3 separate regions of the Mus musculus genome follow, and all the other regions are linked to region 1. A link is a loop called in an ENCODE intact Hi-C map of the cell type or tissue named here. Cell type or tissue: left cerebral cortex. All regions are shown on one strand.

Region 1 (8,000 bases):
CAAAACAACCCAAGCAGACCCAAAAGAGTCCACACAAAGCAAGATCTATATTTGAATTAGGCAGCAAAAACTGACCAGTCAGGGACAGCAGCACAGACTCAGAAGCTGACTGCAACCCCAAATGTTCATCTTAGTAAACATATAAACAGAAAAATCACAAGGCCCATGCACATCTGTCCTAAGATACAGTTACAATTTTTCATCAATCAATCTTTTTTTTTTTCTCTCATGGTTATGTTTTGGGGAACAAAATAAGGATAAGGAGAAAGTTGGCTAGCCATCTGGAAAGCTCCCCTAGAGCCCAGGAAAATCATTTCATCTGATGATCAAAATGGAGTCTGAAAACAAAATGGTAGCCCTTAAGGGTTATAAGTCTCATTTGATTGATCCCAACATGGCTTGCCTGGAAGCCTGTCTTTCTGAAAACTGAGCATGCTCCCCAGGACCCGAGCCTTTTGGAAGGTCACAAGAGACATAGCCAGGTCCTCTTCTACTCAACTGTCCATCAGCCAATTGAATAGCCACTAATCACCATCCTTGACCAACCTTTCTCCTCACTCTCTCCTCCTTTCTCAGTACTGAGGAGTGAGCCAGGGCCTCATACATGGTAAGCAGGTCATCTACCACTGAGCCACACCCTTGGCCTTCTTTAAAAAAAAAATTAGTGCAATTGAATTAGTTGGTTATTTTATTTTATTTTAGAAAGGGACTCAGCATGTAACTCTGTCTGACCTGGAATTCAGAGTTGGTTCTACCTCCCTCATGCTGGGATTAAGGGCATGTACCACCATGCTTTGCTATTTTGGGACAGGGTCTCACCATGTCCAGCCCTGGCTGGTCTGGAACTCACAGAGATCCCCCTGTCTCTGCCTCTTGAGTGCTGGGATTAGTCGGGCATGTGCAGCACCAATGCCTGACTCACTTCTTTATTTTTGGGACAAGAGTCTATTTATGTATTGTAGGCTGGCCCTAAAGTTGTGATCCTCCTGCCTCAGGTTCCTGAGTGGCTGGGATTGCAGGCTGTCCCACCAGGCCCAGGTCCCCTGCATCTCCTGACCAGTCCATCTGTGGACTGTCCATCTGTGGACCAGCACAGTGTCCCTCTGTGCTGGTTTGTTCTGTGTCAAACGTAACACAAGCTAGAGTCATTAGAGAGAAGGAAACCTCAATTGAGAAAATACCTTCAGAAATCAGGCTGTAGGCAAGCCTGCCGGGAATTTTCTTAGTGATTGTATGGGAGCATCCTTAGGCTGGTGGTCTTGAATTCTATAAGAAAGCAGGCCTAGCAAGCCATGTGGAGCAAGCCAGCACTCCTTCATGGAATGTAGATCAGTTCTGGCCTCCAGGTTCCTGCCTTGTTTGAGTTCCTGTCCTTCAATAATGGACTACACCATATGGAAGCCCAATAAACCTTCTTCTCTCCAACTTGCCGTTGATAATGGCTTTCATCATTACAGCAACCCTGCAACATAGTAACCCTGACTAAGGCGCTTTCTATTAATAGAACTTTAGGCTCAACATCAGTTGGCAGGTTTGGGAAGAATGAACGCCACCTCCCTCCATCCCCCAGCTGGGTTGATAAAGACGCCGGTACTGAAGTGGGCAACTGGACTCTGTGACATTTTTAAAAGGTTGTGGATTCTTTGTGCTTGGGGCAACCCCCTCAAAAAAGTTCTTACCCTAGCGTAGTTGGGCACATCACCCTCACGACAGGACAGTGTGACCTTTTGGTCTGACACCCACAGGTTCCACTTAACTTCCTTTACTCTGTCTTGGTTCAACTTATTGCTGCATCCAGTCTGGCTGCAGACTGTGAGACCCACCCTGAAAGCTGGGCATGGTGGCATACGCTTGGAACCTTAGCCATTGAGAGTCTGAAGCCGGAGAGTCATCTTGAGACCACCACCAGCTGGGCTACCTAGTGAGAAAGAAAGGAAGGAAGGAAAGAAAGAAAGAAGAGGGGGTACTGGGGAGATGGCTCACTGGTTAAGAGCACCAGCTGCTCTTCCGGAGGACCAGAGTTCAATTCCCCACCACCCACATAGCAATTCACAGCTGTCTATAACTCCAGTTCTAGGGTATTGCCTACTCTCATGCAAGCAACACCAACACATTAAAAATTAATAAATTTAAAAAGAAAGAGGGAGGGAGGAAGAGAAGGAAAATGAAGGAGGGCTGGAGCTAAGGCATCATTGTTAGAGCATTTGATTGGTATGCAGGAAATCTTGGGTTTGATCTTCCAGGCTGCTGGAACCAGGCATGATGGTTCACGCATGGAATCTGAGCAGTCGGAAGATGGAGGGGAAGGAACAGGAATTCAAGCTCATCCTCAGCCCCACGGCAAGTTTGAGGCCAGCCTGAGCCACCTGATTGGACCCAGTCTCCCTGAGAGCCTGGGTTCTTGATCTTGGCATTACTGTCATTCTGGGTCAAGCTCACTCTTGGTCATGGAGCCGTGACACAGGTGGCAAGTTATTAGTAGTATCCTAGCCTCTGACAGCTAGATGCCAGTGCAATACCCTCCCCAAAAGCATGACAACCAACTGTGTCCCTAGACACAGAATATCCCTTTCCACTTAGAGCTGGTGTGTGTGTGTGTGTGTGTGTGTGTGTGTGTGTGTGTGTGTGCTAAGATGCCCTAGAGCAGATGTTCCCAACCTGTGGGTCCGACCCCTTTGAAGCTGCTTTACGATCCTTTCACAGAGACAGTTTAAGACCATTAGAAAACACAGATGTTATAGAGTTAGGGAGGTTGAGAACCACTGCCCTAGAAGGAACTAGAAATATGGGCAAGAGAAGCAGATGCAGGAGAGCCCAGTTCAAGACCACTGCTGGCTACATACAGAGTGTATCATTGTCTCAAAACAAAACAAAAAGCAAGGTGTGTCGGTGCCTGCCGTTCATCCCAGCACCCAGAAGGCAGAGAGACCGGTCTGATCTCTAAGTTTCAGGCTAGTCAGGGCTACATAGGGAGACCCCCGCCTCAAAAAACAAACAAACAAACAAACCAAAACCAGAAAGGGGGAATGGGCTGCCAGGTGCTGCCCAGATGACCTTGAGTAGCTCTGAGGGAGCCTGGGCGCGCTGAATTGGGTGGACTGGTTACCAGTTTTCTGAGGTCAACGACAGAGCACACTAACCCAACTGGGTCCCTTCCAGCTGGGCTGCACTGCCCCCTGGTGGTCAGCGAGGCCTAAGGCACCCACCTGCCAGCTCTCTCCCCCTTCATTCTTCGTTGTGCTACAGAGGACTCAAAGCAGTTCATACAAACATCTATAGCCAGGGTGCCGATGAGGTAGTTGGATGAATGAACACATGCCCCGCCAAGCCGGACATCCTGAGTTTCATCCCTTGCATCCAGATGCTGGATGGAGAGAACTGACTCCTGTAGGCGCACATGCAGCACATGTATGCAATAAACAAACAAGCGTAATATAACACCTCAGTTATAGATATGGTTTTGTTTGGTTTGGTTTTTTTGAGACAGGGTTTCTCTATGTATCCCTGCCTGTCCTGGAACTTACTATGTAGACCAGGCTGGCCTTTTAACTCACAGAGATCTGCCTCCCTCTGCCTCTTTAGTGCTGAGATTAAAGGTGTGAGCCACCATTGCCTGGACCCATATTATGGTTTTATGAAAGCATTTATATGTATGAAAATTTAACTATATATTTTAAAAGATTTATGTGCATAGGTGTTTTGCAGGCATGTATATCTGTGTACCACATGTATGCAGTACCTATGGAGGCCAGAAGAGGGCGATGAATACTCTGGAACTGGAGTTGATTGTGCTGATGACCCCTTGTCCTCTTGCAGGGCAGTCAGTCAGTGCTTTTAACCACTGCACTATTTCTCTGCCCCTCTGAGTGTATTTTAGTTACATTCACTGCAGTGAACAATCTGCATTATTCATCTTTTGACAGATATCATTTTTTTCCTAAACGCAGCCTAGATTTTCAAAGACAAGGTGGATACTGACATAAAAAGACAAAAAACAAAACAAAACTGGGCATGGTGATGCACACCTCAAATCCCAGCACTCAGGGAGGCAGAGGCAGGCAGATCTCTGAGTTCAAGGCCAGCCTGGTCTACAGAGTGATGTTCAGGACAACCAGGGCTACACGGAGAAACCCTGTCTTGAAAACCAAGAAAGGGGGGTGGGCGAGGGGAGGGAAAGAGTCAGGCAGACGGACTGTGCATTGCTCTCTGAGGACCTGAATTTGGCTCTCAACACTAAATCCTGGGGATCAGATGTGACCTCAAAACCACATTCACTTATGTTTACACTATCTGTCCATACACATATAATTTTAAGATAATAAAGATACATCCTCCACCAAAAAAAAGAAAAATCACAGAACTCTATGAAAGTCAAACAAAATGAAGCCTAAGAAATAACGCAGAATGAAGAGGGAGGAAGAAAGGATTTGTCTGTTCTCCTTTTCCGTAGATAAGAAAGTATCAGAACTTTCTAGGAAGTGGCCAACCTTTGAACACACTCAGCAATGGAGGGTATCCATCTGTGTTCAGGTGTGAGCTCTTCTTGGTGTCACTGAGCTCTGGCATGAAGCACCCAGGGCTGCTCACTCTCCCTTGCATGCTACCATCTACTCCTCTGGGCTGGTCCCTAAAGAGACTGTATGCAGCACAGGCAAGCCTAGGGCAGCCACTCTCCTCCCAAGGAAGGAGGATTCCTGAGCATTTGGGGCCAGCTGGGGAAGGGCAGTCTAGGTTTCATAGCAAGGTCCCGGTTCAGAGAGTCAGAGAGAGAGAGAGAGAGAGAGAGAGAGAGAGAGAGAGAAAGGCATTTGTGTGGGCTCTCCATGCGTGCATAGTTAGAACAGCAAACCCCTTTTCTGCTGAACAAATACCTTAAAGAAACACACAAGCCCGCACTGTCAGAGGCAGGTGGGTCTCTGGGTTCAAGGCCAGCCTGGTCTACAGAACAAGTTTCAGGACAGCCAAGGCTACTGTACGAGACCTTGTCTCCAAACAAACAAACAAACAAACAAACCCTTGGAGGGAAGCAAGAGCGACAAGCTGCTTTTGGTGAACCAGGAGTCAACGGTGTCAGAGGCCAAGGCTGCCAGACCCTCTAGTGACTTTATGAACCTCGAACACTGTCTCAGATTATCCCTGTTGTTTTACCAATCTTTTTGCGTTATAAGTGGCAGTCTTGGGGCATCCCGGCATCTGGGTGTCCACTTTGTCCTTTGAGGAGGCAGCATGGTAAGGCCTCATCTATAAAATACGTACACAGTGCACAGATACCCAGTGCTCTCAGGAGCAGAGGGGATGGAGAGGGGATAAGAAAACCATCTGCCACTGACCGTGATGGAGTATAACTTTAAGCCCAGCATTTGGGAAGCAGAGGCAGGTAGAACTCTCTGTGAGTTCAAGGCCAGCCTGGTCTATAAAGCAAGTTCCAGGACAGCCCAGAGCTGTTATGCAGAGAAACCACAGGCTCGTCTTCCATCGGCTTGTCCCAACATGGCTGTGCAATAGGCAGCAGAGATTTACATGTCTCCCTCCTGCCTGCGGACCCTGCATCTAGCACATGGCTCTGGGACAGTGCTAACTGGGTCCTAGGCTGGCTTGCTCTCCAGAGCTTCACTGCTCTGGTTATAACCATTTCCTCCACCAGCCTGGGTTGTCCCCTGGGAGGGGTGGGGGAAGCAGGCTGGACTCAGTGCTCTCTCTTGTCACTCAGAAACAGTTTCCAAATTTATTTCCCACTGTTTTAGGTGGACTAGCATTTACAGAGGGGCTCGACTTTCTAAGACAACCTACTGGGCAAAGTAAAAGAACGTGTGGCACAAATCACACACTTCTGTCACCCGCTGGAGCAGGGGCTACCCTTCCAGGAAGGCGTACCTGACCGCTCTTTCAATCTCCTTGTCCCCTCTGTGCCACATAAAGCTCCCTCGTTCCAGCTTCTTCAAATTCCCTCCAAAAATGGGTTCTCTTGCCCCTCTCCACAGCAGGCCAAAACAAGTGGCCCCAAGCCAAGACCATCTGGGCACAGCACAAACGGCTGGCTTTTGTCCCCTTCTTCTTCCCGTCATCCTCCCTTTTACTTCTCAGTAGAATCTCCCAGGCCTCCAGGACTCGCCTTTCATTCTCCAGCCTCCAGGTTTCTGCCCTGGTTCTCGCTGTGCCAGCTAGCCACAGAGAGCTCCTAGTGCGGAGTACAGCATCAAGCTCAAGGGGCTTTGTGATCACATGCAGTTCTTCCTTGGAGACCGTGACCCTGGAGACCACGCCTCCCTTTGTGACTATGCCCTCTGTCTATCCTCTAGCCTCTCTGTCCAATTTTCTGATTGTCCCTTCCCAGTTCGCTTGTCTCTTCAGAGTTAGATTTTAGTGTCCCCAGCAACGCCCCCGGCCCCCTGTGGAGAATTCAGACCTGAGTTCAGAATCTACTTCCACCATTCAGCTTACTGCCAGTGCCGTAGTAGTTCCAGCATTGGGGTGGCTGAGGCAGGAAGTGCAGGAGTTTGAGGTTGGCGCTAGGGAGATGGTTCAGTTGGGAAGGTGTCTGACACACGGAGGACCTGAGTTTGGAACCTCGGTATCCATGTAAGATGCCCGTACAATAGGGCGCACTTGTGAGCCCCGTGCAGGGAGGCAGACAGAAGGATTCTGGGGGCTGGCTGGTTGGTCAGCTAATCAAGCTGAAAAGGGAAGATTCGGGTTCAGTGAGGAGCCCTGTCTCAAAATAGAGGACAGTTGAAGAAGACTTCTGATGTTGACCTCTAACCTCTCCACACACATGAACACATGTACATTTGTTTTTTGTTTGTGTGCTTGTTTGTTTCTAACAGACTTAATTCATTTATTTTTCTTGTATAAAAACCCTTTTGTGGTAGCCACAGCTCGAGCTGAACAGAGACTCTGGTGTGGGTTTTCACAAGATGATCAGTGAATTCCTGATAAGGAGACTTGGTGAACACAGAGGTCGGGGGTCAGGTAGGTCTTGGAGGTGGCATCAAAGGTGGCCTTGGCAGTGTTGCCCAGGGTGGCAGTGTAGTCTTTGACTGAAGTGTAGCAGTCGTCTATACTGGCCATCATCAGGAACTTCTTGGGTACAGGAGCAGAGACAACGCCAGTGCCTCTGGGAGCAGGGATGAGACGCACCAGCACAGAGTCACAGCGACATGTCGCCTTGCATGGAACAGTGTGGGGCTTGCCAATCTTGTTCCCCCAATAGCCTCTCCACACAGGGATGATGGAAACCTTGGCCAAGGTGATGGCTTCTCAGATGGCAGTGGCAACCTCCTTGGAGCACTTAACGCCAAGACCAACGTGACCATTGTAGTCCCCTATAGGGACGAAAGCCTTGAACCTGGTCCGCTGGCCAGCCCGAGTCTGCTTCTGCACTGGCATGATTTTCAGAACCTCATCCTTTAGGGATGCACTCAGGAAAAAGTCAATGATCTCAGTCAGACTCCTTGATGGGCAGGGAGAACAGGTAGATCTCCCCCAAGGACTTGGTCTTCATGTCCTTAAACCAGGTGGCCCAGCTTGGCGACAGGGATCCACTTCTTGTCTTCAGCTTTACCTCCACGAGCCCCGAGGCCTAGACCACGGCCACGGCCCCTAAGACCTCTGCCGAACCCTCCGCAGAAGCCATCAAGGCCTCCTAATCCTGGGCCCAGGGTGCACCAGAGTCACCTGCCATTTGGTGTTCTCCTGAAAAAGAAAAGAACCGGCCTGTACATTTGTAACTGAACACAACCCCTCCCTACCCCCCACTTGCACCTCTACACAGGAGGCTGCACAGCAAGACATTGCCTTCAATACAAATGTAAAGGTCTGGGCTGGCGAGATGGCTCCGCAGTGAAGAGCACTGACTGCTCTTCCGAAGGTCTTGAGTTCAAATCCCAGCAACCACATGGTGGCTCACAACCATCTGTAAAGAGATCTGACTCCCTCTTCTGGAGTGTCTGAAGACAGCTACAGTGTACTTACAGATAATAAATAAATCTTAAAAAAAAAAA
Region 2 (8,000 bases), 89 kb before region 1:
CGGAGTGGGAGCGTCCTCGAGCCGGAAGGGGACGTGGCGCCGCCGAGCGGGCCATCCGGAGCGTGGACACGACTAATAATAAATAGCCCCCCGCTTGTGTAAGGCGTGCTGTATCTCTGGCATTGTGTGGACCGCCTCGCGTTTATAAGCTTCGCCAGCAGCACCGGAGAATAGTTAGCGACTAAAAGTTTTTACAGACGAGGAAACCGAGGTCAGGCAGCTGGTGAGCGGCAGAGGCAGAGGCAGGATTAAAATAGTCTGGTTCCAGAAACACCCCTAAGGTTTAGGCTCCTCAAGTGAGGGCGTAGGGTTTTACTTCTGCCTCCCAGTTCACCGGGTCCCGTTGAAGGTTGGCTCCAGGCACCCCGACCTGGTCATCTGGACCTCCACGGTTTGATGTAGTCTACCCGTCCCTGCATCTTTCTCACATATGTGCAGTTACACATGTATGTATGTTAGCTCAGAGTACTGTTTGGATCTGCCAGGACAGGGCGGGGATCCCTTGGCCTTCCTTACCGTGGCACTCTGTAGGAGTTGCCTCTGGATGTCTGCTTCCTTGAAGACCAGCGCCTCTTAGCATGTTGACTTCACCACCCTACCACCCTTGCATGCTAGGTGCTTGGTCAGTGTCTGTCACAGAATGAGGAAATTGGTCAGGAACTAGGTCTTGGCTTTTCAAGGGTGGGGGGAAGTAGCTTGCCTGGCCTAGAGGATCTGAAGCCAGAGGGAGACGTGGGGGAAGAGAGAGATGGCTTTCCCTTCACTATTGTGTGCCTGCTCGGGCCTTTTGTAAAACCCTGGGAGTAAAGAGGTCTGGCTCTCTGTTTTGTAAGGTCCCAGAGGGCAAGGCCCTTGTATAAATGTCCCCATTGTAGAAAGCGTCTGGGGAACACTGATATGATTGTGACCTTGAGAGAAAGAGGGGCTGGGAAAAAAATAGTGACTGATGCCGACTGAGTTGGCTTGCTAACAAGAGAAAGGTCGACTGGGTCAAGTATCTTCTGTCTCTTCCTTGTGATGGGACCCAAAGAACACCAGTTAGGGCAGAGTGTAGGCTTTTCCCAGCACACAGAGAATGTGTTCTCTGTGTATGCTGGCGGACTTTAAAAAGGGGGAGGGAGGGCCGGCTTTAACCCGTAGTGTCTTGATGCTAGGGAAGGAACAGGAAAAGATAACTGTGTAAGGCCCCTTCCATCCTCAGGATGAAAGGACATACCTACTGAGAGGAATCCCGGTGTCCCAGCCGGGCAGGGTGCAGGGCTTGCTGACCTGTCCTTCGTCCTGTGTCTGGTGAGAGCAGCTCCAATATCTGTGTTCTGCAAATGACCTTGAAAGCTGCTAGTCTGGGCCTCTTGGGAAGATGAAAGGGCAGCAGGGGAAGAGGAGCGTGAGCCCCAGCACCGTGGCTAAGGCATAGTCAGCGTGGACTTCCATAGGGAACCCTGGACAGGCCGCAGAGAACTGCAGGGGATTCAGGGGTGTTAAGTCTCAAACCCAGAAAAATAGCTGAGGTCTCAACACATCAAAGTGAGCCTGGTTGTCAGGCTCTCCCAGCATCCCTCGGGCTGCTCTTCCTATAGAACTGAACAATTTTGGTGACCCACCTCTTTTGTACCTTTGTCTTTTTGGCTGCTGTACCCCATTCCCTTGCTTTCCCCTTCCCTTCCCTCCCTCTCCCCCATGGCTTAGGGTTCGACTCTGGACTCTCTTAGATGTCTCTGCCTCTGCTCTCCCATTTTCCTACAGTAAGAACTTTTCTCCTCTACCATACCCACACGTAGGAGCAGTCATGGCCTTTCCTTTTTAGGTTTTTTTTTTTTTTTTTTTAAATTCAGTTTTTTACAAGACAGGAGGGACACCCAAGGGGAATACAATGTATTTAACTAAATTTGTATGTGAGGGGTCTGAAAATCCATGTGTCAGATAGAAATAGTGTGTTGACAGGTAGTGAACAGTTGTGGGATAGGCTGGTAATGGGCTCATGTGGGTCTTGAAGGGGCATCATCCTTGGGCAGTTTGGTAGAGTTTCTGGAAGAAAAGGCCTTCTGAGGGATTTTTACCTATTATCTCTAGTCAGTGTGCTTTAAAAGGGTTTGGTTTTGGGGATTTTGGATTTGAGGGCTTCCTGGGTAGTTGGTTTGTTTTTAATTTTAATTTTTTAAAATTCCATTTTGCCTGCATGTAAGTGTTCTGGGTACATGCCTGGTGCCTGTGGAGGGCAGAAGGAGGTTCCAGTCGTAAGGTTCTGACAACTGAACTTGGGTCTCCTGGAACAAAAGTCAATGTTCCAGGCTACTAAGTCATCTCTCTAGTGCTGAGTTTGTTTGATTGTCTTGAGACAAAGTCTCACTATGTATCAGTGGCTGACCTCCAGCTCACTATATGGCCTTGAACTTGGAGATCTGTTTCCGAATGCTGGGGCAGCATACACCACTACATTCAGCTAAGAAAAGTGGTTTTAAAGAAAATCTTAGAATGGTGGTTCTCAGCCTTCTTAATGTAACTCTTTAAAACAGTTCTTCATGTTGTGACTCCCAACCACAAAATTATCTCATTGCTACTTTATAACTAATTTTGCTACTTGTTATGAATCATAATGTAGCTATCTAACATGTAGGATATCTGATATAGAACTCCTGTGACCTCCAAAAAGGTCTTCACCCGCAGGTTTAGAAGACCCCAGCCATAGCAGCCTGAAAAAAGCCTGTGAGTCTCACAGAGATTTACCCATAGTTTCCCCGGTCCAGAAGGCCTCCCAGGAGAACCGATACTATAAATGGACTGCCACAGTGTTTCCAATTCTAGATGGTAACAGTCAGCTGTGGGGGCTCTGCGAATACCAGGAGATCCTTACCACAGAGTAAGGATCTGAGTGTCCACATGAGGCGAGGAGGAGATCTGGTTCAACAGGAATCGGTAGCTGGTGTGGGGTCAAACTTCTAGAAGCCGATTCAGAGCAGTTTACTTTAGCCATGTGTAAGCACAGTAGAGCTTTGGAAAGAAGCTCTCCGTGACAGTTATCACAGTAATGCTTAAGGCGGGGCTGCCTCGAAACTCTTGCAAAATCCTTAAGGATGAGTTCTAGTGACTGAGAAATAGTGCTCAGGATGAAGGTCTAGGGAGGAGTCTGGGATGAACACAGTAGTATGGGGAATGCAGCTGTGGTCTGGCCCTACAGTCTGCACAGGTCACCAGGCCGTGAACAGTATCCATCCCCAGCTCTCTGGCAACAGCAGGTATGCAGCCTTCTGTTGAAGAGACAACCCTGTGTGTTCAATATTCCTGGTTTCCCTCATGCTTATCAGTGTGCACAGGGACCTGTTGCCCTCTACACCTCAACAGCAGACTTCTGTCTTCAGTGCTGCTGTGAGTGAGCCAGTGCCTTGCAGTGACCCTTGAGTGTTCCTCCTGTGGTAGGCACTGTGCTGGAGCAGGGGTGGTGGTGGGGGATGACGACGACACGCCCTGACAGATGCTAAACAGCAAGTACAGACTCTGTGTAATTTAATAATAGTTAATGAATCAGGCAGATCTTTGAGAGTTCAAGGCCAGCCTGTTCTACAGAGTAAAAACCAGAACAGATAGAACTACACAGAGAAACTTTGTCTCAAACAAAAGCAAAATCCATTTGGTTTGTTACTATGACTGTAATCCCTGCTCCTCAGGAGGCTGAATTAGACTTGAGTCCAGGCATCTGTGGCCAACCTTGGCAACACAGTAAGATGATATCCCCCAAAATATAAAAAAAACCCAAGTTTTAAGCAAGCAAAGGATGTTGTCACCCTGAAGTCGTGTTTAGACTGAAGTTTGTCCTGAGGAATGATATTTATGCGATCACATGCTGCGGCCTATGCTTTTTCCCCTGTGCACCTTAAACAAGCGCAGGGCTGCGCTCAGGTGGTCGTGTGCCTAATGTGCATGAAGACCTGTGTTTGATTCCCAGCACCTCATAAAACAGAGCGTAAGGACAGTCTTGTAATCCTGGGACTTGGGAAGCTGGGCAAGAGGGTGAGGGGCTTGAATTTGACTATATGAGGCCTTGTCTCTAAGCAAATGTGCCCACTGGAAAAAAACATATATTCAGGATACACACACACACACACTGTGTGTATCCAGGGCTGGTGATAAGGCTCATGGAAGAGTGTGCACAAGTCCTCAGGTTCCATCCCCAGCAATAGGGGGAAAAGGAAGGAAAGAAAGAACAACGTACATGTGTCAATACCTGAGCGGTGTACTAGCTACTCACCAGCCTGGGATGGGGGTCCAGCTGCTGGTCTGGTCTGCAGAGACCATCCCGCAGTTCTTAGGAGCCTTGTGAGCGTCCATCATGGAGTCTGACAGCAGCATAGAGCATTTGATGGAGCTCTGGAAGGCAGTGGGAGCCTGGAGTGAGTTGGCCTCAGAGAAGTGGGTCATACAAGAGGTTTATTGGAGAGAAGGAACTGCTGTCCCTCACCCTAAGCCATCTTCCCAGGGCCATTGCCCCCCCCCCCCCCAAGCTTCTTTTTGGTCTCTGTGGCAATGGATTGCTTTCACCACAGAAACACTCAGCCTTTTCATGCCATAATTTGATATTCAAGCTGTGGCCTGAACAGGGAACAGGGCTTTGTCCACTTGTCTGCCGGGGGTTTTGAGATGAGTCGTGTGGGAACTATTACTGCAGACCTTGATTTCGATAAGAGTCCATGAGAATGTGAGGAACTCATTCTTAAACAAACATGCACAGGTGTTTGTGAAGCCTCTGAGGCCACACACACAAGGGTCACTATGAGTTTTCAGAGCACAGCAGGACTGTAGGGGGCTCCCTCTCAAGACAAGACCGGCAGGAATTAGGGCCTTTGATGTGGCCACTCGGCACACTTTCTGTTGAATTTTAGGAACTGTTCTTTTGAATGAGGGAGGAATCTTGGTTCCTGTGCTCACTGTGTGTGTGTGCGTGTGTGTGTGTGTGTGTGTGTGTGTGTGTGTGTGTTGCTCTGTGCTGAGACTTGGAGTGTGAAACACCCCCTTTTCAGCTTCTCCAGGGCTAGCGCCCCCTGAGCTCTTGGCCTGGCATTTGGAGCCGTGGGAGAAAGTATGCATCAGTTAGTGCATGGGTGGAGGAGTGGGTGGTTTGTGTGAGTGGCAAATATGCGACCTTTCCAGAAATTGTTGAGCAGTGTGGAGGAAGGATGAGACTTGGCAGACGTGTTAATAGAATCCTCTGTGGACGATTCTTGTGGATAGTCCCTGGCAAAACAAGCGAGGAACAGGAGACCACGCGCAAAGCTCAGTCAGCCACGACATAGCAAGAATGCTTCTGAGTGGGTCTGTAAAGTCAGAGCCAAATCTTCCTGGCTCACAGCGACACGGCCTTCTGGCCTTGGCTGGTTACTTGCTGGGGCTTGTGTCTGAGGCACAAGGCTACTGGGCCTCTTGTTGACAGAGCACCCAGAGTGTAGGAGAACTACCCATTTGTCACAGGTCCTAGGGCACTGTTATGAGGTCAGTGTGTTACATGTGTGTCTTAAGTTTCAATTGCTGTGAAACACCATGACCAAAAAACAAGTTGTGGAGGAAGGGGTTTATTTTATTTGGCTTGCACTTCCATATTGCTGTTCATCATTGGAGGAAGTCAGGACAAGAAACCAAACAGTAGAAACCTGGAGGCAGGAGCTGATGCAGAGGCCGTGGAGAGATGCCGCTTACTGGCTTGCTCTCCTAGCCTGGCTTGCTTGAACCCAGGACTACCAGCCCAGGGATGGCACGATTCACAGTGGGTTGGGCCTTTCCCCATTGATCACTAATTGAGAAAATGCCTTACAGCCGGATCTCATGGTGACATTGCCTTAACTGAGGCTCCTTCCTTTCTGATAATTCTAATCTGTGTCCAGCTGACACAAAACCTAGCCAGTACACCCGAAGAATACAGATTTCAAGTAGTGAGCCGTTTGACAGTACTAGACTAAAATACGACATTGGCCAGCGGTCACATGGTCAGTAACCTAAATGTGGAATGCCTAGTACTCATGCTGAAGCCGCTGGAAATAGCCTCTGAGACCTTGTGCAGTGTTCTCCTGGAGCCCAGGTCTCCACTGTGTGGGTTGGGATGTGTTGAAGGAGCAACAGGAATGGCTGCCATTGGGAAGGCATTTGGTTTTCAGTTCCCTTCAGACCTCAGATGCTGTCAAGAGAAGGGCTTAATTTGGTCTGTGCTCTCAACACTCTTATGACATTTTTCTCTCTGTGTTTTTTTATTTGTTTTTTGAGATAGTGTTTCTCTGTGTAATAGCCCTGGCTGTTGACTCACTCTATAGACCAGGTTAGCATCCAATTCATAGAGATCCGCCTACCCCTGCCTCCCGAGTGCTGGGATTAAAGTCCTGTGCCACCACAGCCCGTAAGTGTTCTTTCTCTTTTTCTAAAAAAAGATTTAGTTTGGTTTTAAGCATGTACATGTGTACAGGCCTGTGTGTGTGTGTGTGTGTGTGTGTGTGTGTGTGTGTGTGTGCACCTGTGAGTTCAGGTGCTAGTGGAGTCCACCGAGGGCATCAGATACCCTGGAGTTGGTGGTTGTGAGCTGTCCTGTTTTCTTGGCACTGAACATTTGGTCCTTTGGAATAGCACCACTGAGTATCCTCCCCTCCAGCAAGGGATAGTTTCAAGACTAGCCCTGGCTAGCCTGTTCTAGGTTGGCCTCGAACTTGTGGTAATGATCTTTCTACTTTTTCCTCCTGGGTACTAGACGGAATACTGACTGCTCATCTCTTTTAACAGTTAAAGGGCCTGGAGAAGTGGCTCAGCAGGTAAGAGCACTTGCTGCTCTTCTAGAGCTTACGGCAGGCAGTAGATTGAGTACATCTTCACCTTTTGTCTTCTAGATACCATAAACCATACTGGCTTTCCACTTACCACAATACTGGAAAAGTTTGCATTCAAAATGAAGTCCTCTGAGAAAGAAATTGACAGTTTTAAGATAAAGTTGGAAGTGGATTGATGGCTTGTAGATTGATCTTAGCCTTTTGGCTAAGGTCATGTGTAAACTTGGAAGTGTATCATTTACTGAGGAGGCTGTGTAGCTGGCTGACATTAGGGAAACACCACTCTCCCCAGGTGGATTGGAGCAGGAACTTGGGCGTAGATAGGACTGAGAAATGCAAACAGGTGAATTTTGCTTCCTTGTGCTTTCTGTGGTGCTTGTTGGGTAAAATTTGTCTTAATCTTACTAATACGCCAAAGCAAACATCAGGAACTTAGTGTTTAAAGACAGTCAATGTAAATAAAATAAGTAGGACTTTCTTTTAGGAAGGTGCATTGCCGTAAGTCGTTGGCTTAAGTCTGCTCTCATCCCCGTGACTGTAGAGCTAAGACCTTCATTTGAGGTCTCTTTGCATTTTTTTTTACATTTATGCTTATTTTGTGTCTGTGTGGGGAGGGTTAGAGGATTTCTGTCGTTCCACCACATGGATTTGGGGGACCAAACATGGGTCTTCAGGTTTGGAAGCAAGGGACTGAGCCATCTTGCCCACCTGTATTGGGCTTTTCTTTTTGGTTGTTTTTGTTTTATGTAGGGTCTCTCTACATAGCCCTGGCTGTCCTGGAACTCACTATGTAGACCAAGCTGGCTTCAAACTCAGAGAGACCCTGCCGCTGCCTCCCGAGTGCTGGGTTCAAAGGTGTGCCACCACACCCAGCTCTGTGCTAAGCTTTTCCAAGAAGGCAAGTCTTCGATGTGGAGCCCTCCTGCCAGAAGTGGGTTTGTTTACCATGGCTTTTGTCTGGGCAGGTTTTTAGAAGTCATTTGAAGTGCTGTGTGGAAGGTTTTATCTGAATAAGCTAGACAGCTGTTATGAGATTGTGGGCCTTTCTGAGGGTGAGATTCAAAGTTGTCAATACCCTGGAAGCCAGAAGGAAAGCACTAAGGTCTCATTTGACCCATGTGAATGTACATTTAAAAAGCATACTGCAGGACTATGGTTGGGGGACACCGGCCTGCTGGACTTCTCGGAAAGAAGGCCATG
Region 3 (8,000 bases), 54 kb before region 1:
GACAGTGTCCATGTGACAGATCCGAGAGCTCACAACCATCAGGAACTGTAACTCCAGAGAGGTTCGGGGCTTCTGGTCTTGAACACTGACACCCACGTGCACATTCTCAACACAGAGATGTACATAGTGTTATTTAGAAAATAAATAGGCACGTCAGTCTCAGCACCTGTGTGGAATCAGATGGCAAGCGAAGCCTATGTCAGTCTTCTGCTTTCAGCACGTGGGGCTCAGGTCTCCAGGCTTGGGGACATACTCCTTTATTTGCTGAGCCATCTTGACCACCCTCAATTCATTTTCTTATGCTACAGTCAGGCTGTGTGTATGCTAAAGGTCATTCTACCAGCCAATCTGGGTGGACAGTAGGCCCTGTGGCCTCTTTGTAGCTGCTCTTGGACTTTATGGATGAATTCTGCTAAGCTTCCAGCTCTACTCTCCATCCTGGCTCCAGATACACGGTCTGGACCCTTGACCAGGACTGAAGCATAGTGTGTTCTTTTTTTTTTTTTTTTTAAGATTTATTTATTTATTATATGTAAGTACACTGTAGCTGTCCTCAGATACTCCAGAAGAGGGCATCAGATTTTGTTACGGATGATTGTGAGCCACCATGTCGTTGCTGGGATTTGAACTCGGGACCTTCGGAAGAGCAGGCGGCGCTCTTAACCACTGAGCCGTCTTGCCAGCCCCGCATAGTGTATTCTTGCCCATCTAATGGACCAGAGAAGCCTCTGGGTCACACAGGTCACCTCTGAGGCCATGGTTTTTAGGCTCAGAGAAGCAAAATCTGGATATTCCTGAGGTTGCCTTCAGGCTCAGCCCAGTCATCTTCCCTGGAGACAACAGGCTACTGGGTAAGGGTCAGCACGGTTCCCAGAAGGACAGACATTAGACATCACTGGCCACCCAGCTGTTGAAACTGCGGTCAGGCCAGGCAGTGATGGCGCATGCCTTTAATCCCAGCACTTGGGAGGCAGAGGCAGGCGGATTTCTGAGTTCGAGGCCAGCCTGGTCTACAGAGTGAGTTCCAGGACAGCCAGGGCTACACAGAGAAACCCTGTCTCAGAAAAAAAGAAAAAAGAAAGAAACTGCAGTCAGGTAGCCAGACCCCAAGACAACATCTTGGGCCTGCGTCCCCATCTCTGACTTGTGGGGCTGCTTCCCTGAAGCAGGCATTGCTGTGCATGCAAGAGGGACATAAAGGCAGAAGAGGGATTCTGGGTAACTGGATCACCTCTGTCAGGTTCTCAGGGTTGGTTCCCAGCCCAGTCTCTCCCTGTGGTGACACTGTGGAATGTTGCGGTATTGTTTTTTAGGGAGTGCCCAGTAGGGATTTGTAGGCTCAAGGGTATGACCTGGGTGTGCACATGTATTTGTGTATACACAAGGCTTTGTGGCCATGAGACAGAGTGGGTATGGAAATACCTACTTTACACACAGCTGGGACAGGTCAGGACTGGGTCTCTGGGTTCCTGCAGATGTGTATGGACAGCAGTGGGTGTGTCAGCTTCTCTCCACAGATGCTGAAGCAAGAAGCAGCTTAGGCAGAGACAATGGTGGTCCTCTCCTCACAGCCTGCATGCTGTGCCCTTCCAGTGCTGTTTCCAGCTCTGCCCTGACCTCCAAGCTGCTCCCAGCATCCCTTGCTTACCTGCTTTCTCCTTGTCTCTTCTGCTCTCAGAAACCCAGATTTTCCTGGTGACAGGTAGGAGGCTCGCTCCTCCCAGCCCACGATAGCCTGGAGTCCGAGGCTGGCATGTAGCTGAAGCTCCCGGCTCAGGATCTAGAACATGGGCTGGAGTCCTAGCTCTGCTATTCAGATACCCAACCGTCTCTTCCTGTCTCACTTGTCACCTAATGGGGGCTTTGGGGCTGCTCAGGAAAGCACAGGGCCAGAGGACCCTGGTTGGAATTGGAAATAGAGCAGGGACCTGAGTTTCTCGGGGTTTATGAAGGATGCTGTCATCCCAGGTCATGCTCTGGTGGCACATAACAACCTTGGCCCACCGAGGGTACTTTCCAGCAAAGGGGCCTCCCTCACCAAGGGGCTACCACTTTTCTCTGGGCTCTCTCCTGCTACAAGCCTCCCACAGACCCTCCTGGTGAGAGGTATTCCTCAAAAAAGAAGCCAGAAGCCAGCTAGGGAAGGCGCCTGAGGCTCCTGGCCATTTGGCAGGATTTGTGGAGCTCCTGTGGTCTGTGTGCCAGGCTGTGCTGGGTGCAAGCAAAGTCAGCAAAGATGCCTGCCCTCCCACCGGGGAAGATAGGCAGATGAGGCCACACGAACATGGTGAATTATCTGCTATGCTTGCAGGTGAAAAGTCCGTGGAGGGGGAGGAGAAATGGGAGGGGAGAAGGCAGAGGAGAAGAAGGGTAGACAGTGGGGGCCCAGGGAGGCTGTGCTTGGCAGAATGCTGAAAGGCTGGGTTTGAGCAGAGGCTGAAGAGTAGGCCTAGACAACAGTGGGAGGATGGGCTTGGGATGGTCCCTGAGGTGCTGAAGAGCCCAAGATTCATAAACGTGTCCCAACTCCTTTGAGAATTTGACGATAGTCTTAAGCCCTCCCCAGGAACACATACACCGAGCATGCCCTTGTCCACATACCTATGTTCACGTGTGTGTGTGTGTGTGTGTGTGTGTGTGTGTGTGTGATCGCGCGCACAGTCTAAGTCACACCCATGTGTTAATGCATATGCTGACATATGCTTACAAGCACACATGCTTTTGAGAATTTTGGAATATTCCTGGATACCTTGCAATAATGGATCCCTGTCTATCCACTGCCTCAGGCTTGATCAGAGTAGAAACTGAGGCATGCAGAGAGAAGAGACTTGTTTAGGGTCACCCAGGTGAGGATTCTCCAACTAGAACTTGGGCGTGGTCTCTGGAAGTTAGAAAGCCCTTCAGGGGCCTTCAGAAAGATGGGGTATCTGGGCTAGATCCTGAAGGATGAGTGGGAACCCCTCACCTGTAGACCCAGAGGCCAGGTGAGATGACCCAGGGAGGGGAATGCAGCTGCCTAGCAGGCAAAGCCAATGCTTGGGTAACAGACCTAGCAATTGTTCCCCGAGCCAAATCAGCTCTAGAAAGAAAGAGCCAGCTTGAGTTGTAAGGTGACACCGTGCAACATGCTGGGGGCAGGATAATCTTGTATCTGGGCTTCTCCCAACTCCAGCTCCTACAACCTCCAAGTTTACCAGCCAGTCCTGAGGAAAGGGGGGCGGGGGGCGAGGACCACCTACCAAGCCCCTCCCTACACCCCCCCCCAACAGGAAGTGACTAAACGGGTAGCCAGATGCTGCTGATATCGGTAGGAAGGACGATCCTAGCACCCTACTCTACAATGAAGAAGCTCAAGGGTTCACGGTGGGACAGGACTAGAACCCAAGCTTTAGTAAGTCCATATTCCCTGCCTCAAGCTGCTTTGTCAAAGAGAAGGAACTGAAAGAGGTCAGAGGAAGGGGAAATAGAGGCTCTCTCTTTCTTTCCTGCCAGATCCAGGGGAGGTGAGCTCCTCCTCCCAACGGGTCTGGGCTGAGCCAGGGAGGGGCATTTGCTATCCTGGACCATACCCAGGACGGCCTAGGAAGTCACTTGCTATCTCTGAAGGGCTGGGGAAATCTGTACTCACCACACTGTCCCAAAAGACCAGGAAAGAAACCCCAAGACACGGAGGCGGACTTTGGTATGACCCTAACCGAGACAGCTCCTCCTCCTTCCCAGAGGCCTCCCAAGAAGCTTGGGAATTTGGAAAAGGAAGGAAAACAAAGATCCAAGGGTGAGTGGGGGGTCGGGGTGGGGAGAGAGAGCAAGCAGCAGGTCTCCAGAACCTTCCAGATGTGTCCAACTCTGTGCAGGGCAAGGCCAGGCCATCTCTTTTCCTCCACACAACTGCAGGGGGTGGTACTTCTCATTGCCTCCTAATGCAGAAGGCTCAGGGCAGGCAAATGGGAGTGTTTTGCATTATACTGAAATCAAAGGCCATGCAAGTTGTGTGTGGAATATAACCTATGGTAACTGGCTGGCATATGGGAGGGTCTGGGTTTCATTCCCAGCGCCACAATAAGTAAATACATTCAGACAAATTGATAACCTTGAGAGGGAGACAAGTTATAGAGGTGGTGTACTGGTTTTTAGGTCACAACAGAATGCCTCAAATCAAGAAAAAGTGTCAGGGCTGGAGAAATGGCTCAGTGGTTAAGAGCACCCTTCCAGAGAATCTGAGATCAAGTCCCAGCACCCATGTCAGGTGCTTCTGACTGCAATCCAGCAGGGCTCTGGGGATATTTAGATCATTTAGAGCCGGGTGTTGGTGGTGCACGCCTTTAATCCCAGCACTCAGGAGGCAGAGGCAGGCAGATCTCTGTGAGTTCAAGGCCAGCCTGGTCTACAGAGTTGAGTTCCAGGACAGCCAGGGCTACACAAGAGAATCCCTGTCTTGAAAAAACAAAATAAATAAATCTATCATAGGTGACCTGAGTGCTAGAGATGCCCATTATAAGCAGCATCCTGGGGGTGGGGGGTGGGGAAGAAGAATGGAGAAACCTCCAAGTCTGGGGTTGAATCCCAGATCCAGCACATTCTGTCACCCTCTGCGCCTCATGGGTGGCTTTGTGCATTGATGAAGAGGGTGGAGGCAGAAGGATGTACAGAGGCCAACACATCCGAGCAAGACACAAACTAGCACGGACACTGTGTCGACCCAGTACCCAGTGTTTTAGACGCTTTCCTGTACCAGGCCTCTGCATAGGGCTACAGTGATGTACACACCGGTCAGGACTTTGTCACACCACCACACAGGAGGCCTGTGCCCCCAGCCACAGTATGCCCACAATCACGCCACAGTACGGATCTATCTACACACCCCATGCACATAAGGGCCAATCTATCACACGCTGCAGAACACAGACACACAGATCCACTCACACGCAGAGCCCGACAAGCACTTTGGCCAGCTCCGCCTCACACAGCACACACACCCGCACAGGACGCCCGGGCAGTGGGCCGGCGCACGCACGGTCACAGGCAGGGCACGCGCACACTCGCGCGTCCGATTGCTGCGCACACACACACACACAGAAACACACACATACACACGAAAGAGGCGCGGGGCGGTGGCGGGAGCTCGCGGTCCAGGCGCCCCTGGCCCGGAGCGCGCAAAGCCCGGCTGGCGGGGGAGGGGACGCGGCCGCGCGGGGGCGGGGCGGGGGCCGGCGGGAGCGGGCACCTCCAGCGCAGCGCTCGGCCTCGCCGCCGCGCCCCCGCTACCGCCCCGGGGTGCAGTCAAGCGGCCGCGCCGGGCCCGCGGGACGGGGTGGAGGTGGGGTGGGGGGCGGGGATCGGGCCGGGCCCGGGCCGCGCTGCCTGCGATGCCGGGCGCCCGCCGCAGCCGCCGCCGCCGGAGCCCGGGATGGGGCGAGGAGAGGCTGCGGCGGACGCCAGCATCTCCCCGCCGGGGACCCCGGGGGCCCCGGAGCCGCCGCCGCCGCTGCTTCTACCGCCGCTGCTGAGACCCAGCGGACGATGGGTGAGTTGACCCTGGAGCCGGGGACCCGCGCCGCAGCCCTGCATCTTCCCCGCACCCCAGGCCTCGCCTCCGCGTCCTCCCCACTCCCGTCTCCCCCCGTGGTGGTCCCGCAGCCCCGGGGGCGGGGGCATGGGGCCGAGTAGGGGCGAGATGTGGGGGACTGCTTAACCGGCGCCCCCTGCCCCCACCCGCCTGCTCTCCGCAGCTCTCCGTGGCCGCGGGGCAGAGCCTGGCGCGGCGACCCCCTCCCTTGGCTGGACCGGGGTGGGGTGGGGGCGTCCCGAGGCGCGGAGCTCCAGCCATGCTTTGTGCGCTGCGCTCCCTTCCACCTCCGGCGCAGCTCGGGGCTGGGGGCGCGAGGCCTCAGCTCTTGCCTTCCCCACCCCCGATCCCGGGCTGCTGCGGCTGCTGGCCGAGGCCCAGGCGCGGTTGGGGTGCTGGGCGAGTGTGGGGGCTGTGGCTGGAGCTGTAACTACAGCTGCCTTAGTGGGGAGCAGGGAAAAGCTTAGCATGAGAGGCCCCCACCTTCTACTGGGGAGGGGTCTCCCTCTCTTTGCACTGCACTGCCCAGGGCGGAGGAGGGCTCCTGGCTGGGGGAGGGCGCTATAAATATCTACAAATAGTTCTAGAACCGGGCTGGGGTGGGGAGGGGAGCTTGCTTGGTTGTGCTAGTGGCGGGGGTGCCTGAGCTGGGGCGCAGCATCTCTGACTGCTGCGCCCCAGTCATCTCCGATGGCCTGAGGTCTGATGATGTTCCCTCGCCTGCGGAACTCAGAAGGGGGATGTAGGCAGGAACATTTTCCCTACTGGGATTTTTCTGTGGTCCTCCATCATCTCTGGGACACGGGTGCAGAAATGCCTTCATGGGGGATTGACCTGGAGGGACACAGTTATTAAAGGTCCAGGCAATGAGCCAACCGTGAGGATGACAGGGAGAGCAAGACAAGGCTCTCTCCTTCTGGGAGCTGGCAACTCCAGGATTATTAGTGCTGCCCAACGCTAAGGAGATAGGCAGGGTTTCTGGGAAAGTTAGAAAGAGGGGCTCTTTGCTCTAGGGAGGAAGAACCTACTGGAAGACGGAAAAGTTCCCAGGGCTGAAGAAATAGTAAGAGAAAGGACCGAGAGATGTGCTCTCTGGTGTGTTGAGAGATGGTGTGTAGCATGGTGGGACACTGAACCACGAGGAGAAATGAGCTGAAGAGTGGGTATCCATGTGTGGCCAGCTGTGGTTGTATAGTGATTAGTACTGTATGTTATGGTTGCAACAACCATGGTTCGAATCTGAGTCCCAACACCAGTGATAGGACAAATGCCGTGAGAGGTGAGGTGGGGGTACTTTTGGCAGGTGGTGCCAAGGTGTGCCTTGGAGTGTGGACATGAGGGATAGATAGATGGAGGCAGACACACAGGGAGACAGAGATAAGAGTTCTGACAGAGATGAGAGAGCTCTGGGGTGACTGGAGCCCTATTTTATGGGCAGCACCTAGCACACCTCGTGCACCGGCATAAGCTGCTGTTAGGTCCCCGAGGGTACGCCAGTGGGAACGCCTGATTACCTCTGAAGAGCGCTTCCGAACAGGATGGCCAGGTAGAGAAAATGTGGATGTCCACACCAGGAAGCTAGGACTGGCTCCAGGGGACTGCAGGGAGCTAGCTGTTCTTGGCAGGGATTGAGCAAATGGCCTCAGCGGCCTCTTTTGGAACTCTGTGTGTCTTGTCATTAGTGCTCATCAGTTACCCCATGCTGTGCTGTGAGGTATGGTTGTATGTGTGAGTGTCTGTGTGTGTGTGTATGTGAATGTCTATGTGTGTGTATATGTGTGTGTGTATATGTATGTGAGTGTGTAGGTGAGTGTCTGTGTGTATGTCTGCGTGTATATGAGCGTCTATGTGTGTCTGTGAGTATATGTGAGTGTGTGTATGTGTGTGTGAATGTCTATGTGAGTGTCTGTGAGTGTCTGTGTGCGAGTATATGTTTGTCTGTATGTGTGTGTATGTGAGGATCTGTAGCTGTCTCACTTCAGGAAGTTGGTGCCCTGAGCCTCAGTTTCCACCTCTGTGAAGTCGAGAGTCCTCCCCAGGATTTTGGCGAGGACTAGAAGTGAGGTGGCATATAAGGATGCCTGACACCTGCACCATGGTGGGAAATTGCTGGCTGCCGCATTGGTATTGTTACCTGTAAAATGAGGCCATCTGATGCCAGCTGGCTGTGAGGCCAGTTTCACGGGGGGGGGGGGGGGGGGATCGGGCTATGCTGAGGATCATGGGAGGACTGGTGTGAAAGGGAGGGTCAAGGACTTCCCTCTGGGATTCTAGGAGGAGGTGAGGAGTGAGGAGTGGCCGGCAGGAGGGTGGGTGCTCTACAGAGAAGAGTGCCCTGGTCCCTCTGGGTACCCACCACCATGCAGCTCCTTTGAGGCATACTGCTCTGCTCCTGGAGTGCTCTTCTTCTAATCAGACCTAGCTCTTTACTTGG

What was found. Peaks named below come from ENCODE experiments on the same cell type or tissue, not always from the same donor. Only the 100,000 strongest peaks of a DNase experiment are listed, where the experiment ranks them.
Region 2: it touches region 1 in a loop (2.2-fold over the local background); 9 of 42 quality-filtered maps call a loop at or near these places.
Region 3: a loop joins it to region 1, with 2.4 times the contacts of the local background. A loop is called at or near these places in 4 of 42 quality-filtered maps.

What each region holds. Positions count from the first base shown.
Region 1 is chr15:80,222,246-80,230,245 of GRCm38, forward strand. Gm46521 (a long non-coding RNA gene) reads left to right here and starts at 3,356. Exons shown (of 2, transcript XR_001781722.2): 1 at 3,356-6,969. It also overlaps the pseudogene Gm8375. In left cerebral cortex, CTCF peaks have their summits at 3,169 (motif pointing left) and 3,761 (motif pointing right); DNase peaks (open chromatin) are centred at 3,176 and 3,750.
Region 2 is chr15:80,133,412-80,141,411 of GRCm38, forward strand. The region is part of intron 1 of Tab1 (TGF-beta activated kinase 1/MAP3K7 binding protein 1); the gene reads left to right. It overlaps Gm31253 (a long non-coding RNA gene), which reads right to left. Exons shown (of 3, transcript XR_384256.4): 1 at 1,217-8,000. Among named protein-coding and RNA genes, the nearest start is that of Tab1, 4.3 kb to the left of the region's middle. In left cerebral cortex, a CTCF peak has its summit at 4,788 (motif pointing right); DNase peaks (open chromatin) are centred at 710 and 5,106; H3K4me3 peaks cover 1,472 bases; H3K27ac peaks cover 3,348 bases.
Region 3 is chr15:80,168,315-80,176,314 of GRCm38, forward strand. Mgat3 (mannoside acetylglucosaminyltransferase 3) reads left to right here and starts at 5,407. Exons shown (of 2, transcript NM_010795.4): 1 at 5,407-5,524. In left cerebral cortex, no CTCF peak of the experiment used is centred here; DNase peaks (open chromatin) are centred at 4,931, 5,982 and 6,425; H3K4me3 peaks cover 2,632 bases; H3K27ac peaks cover 1,957 bases.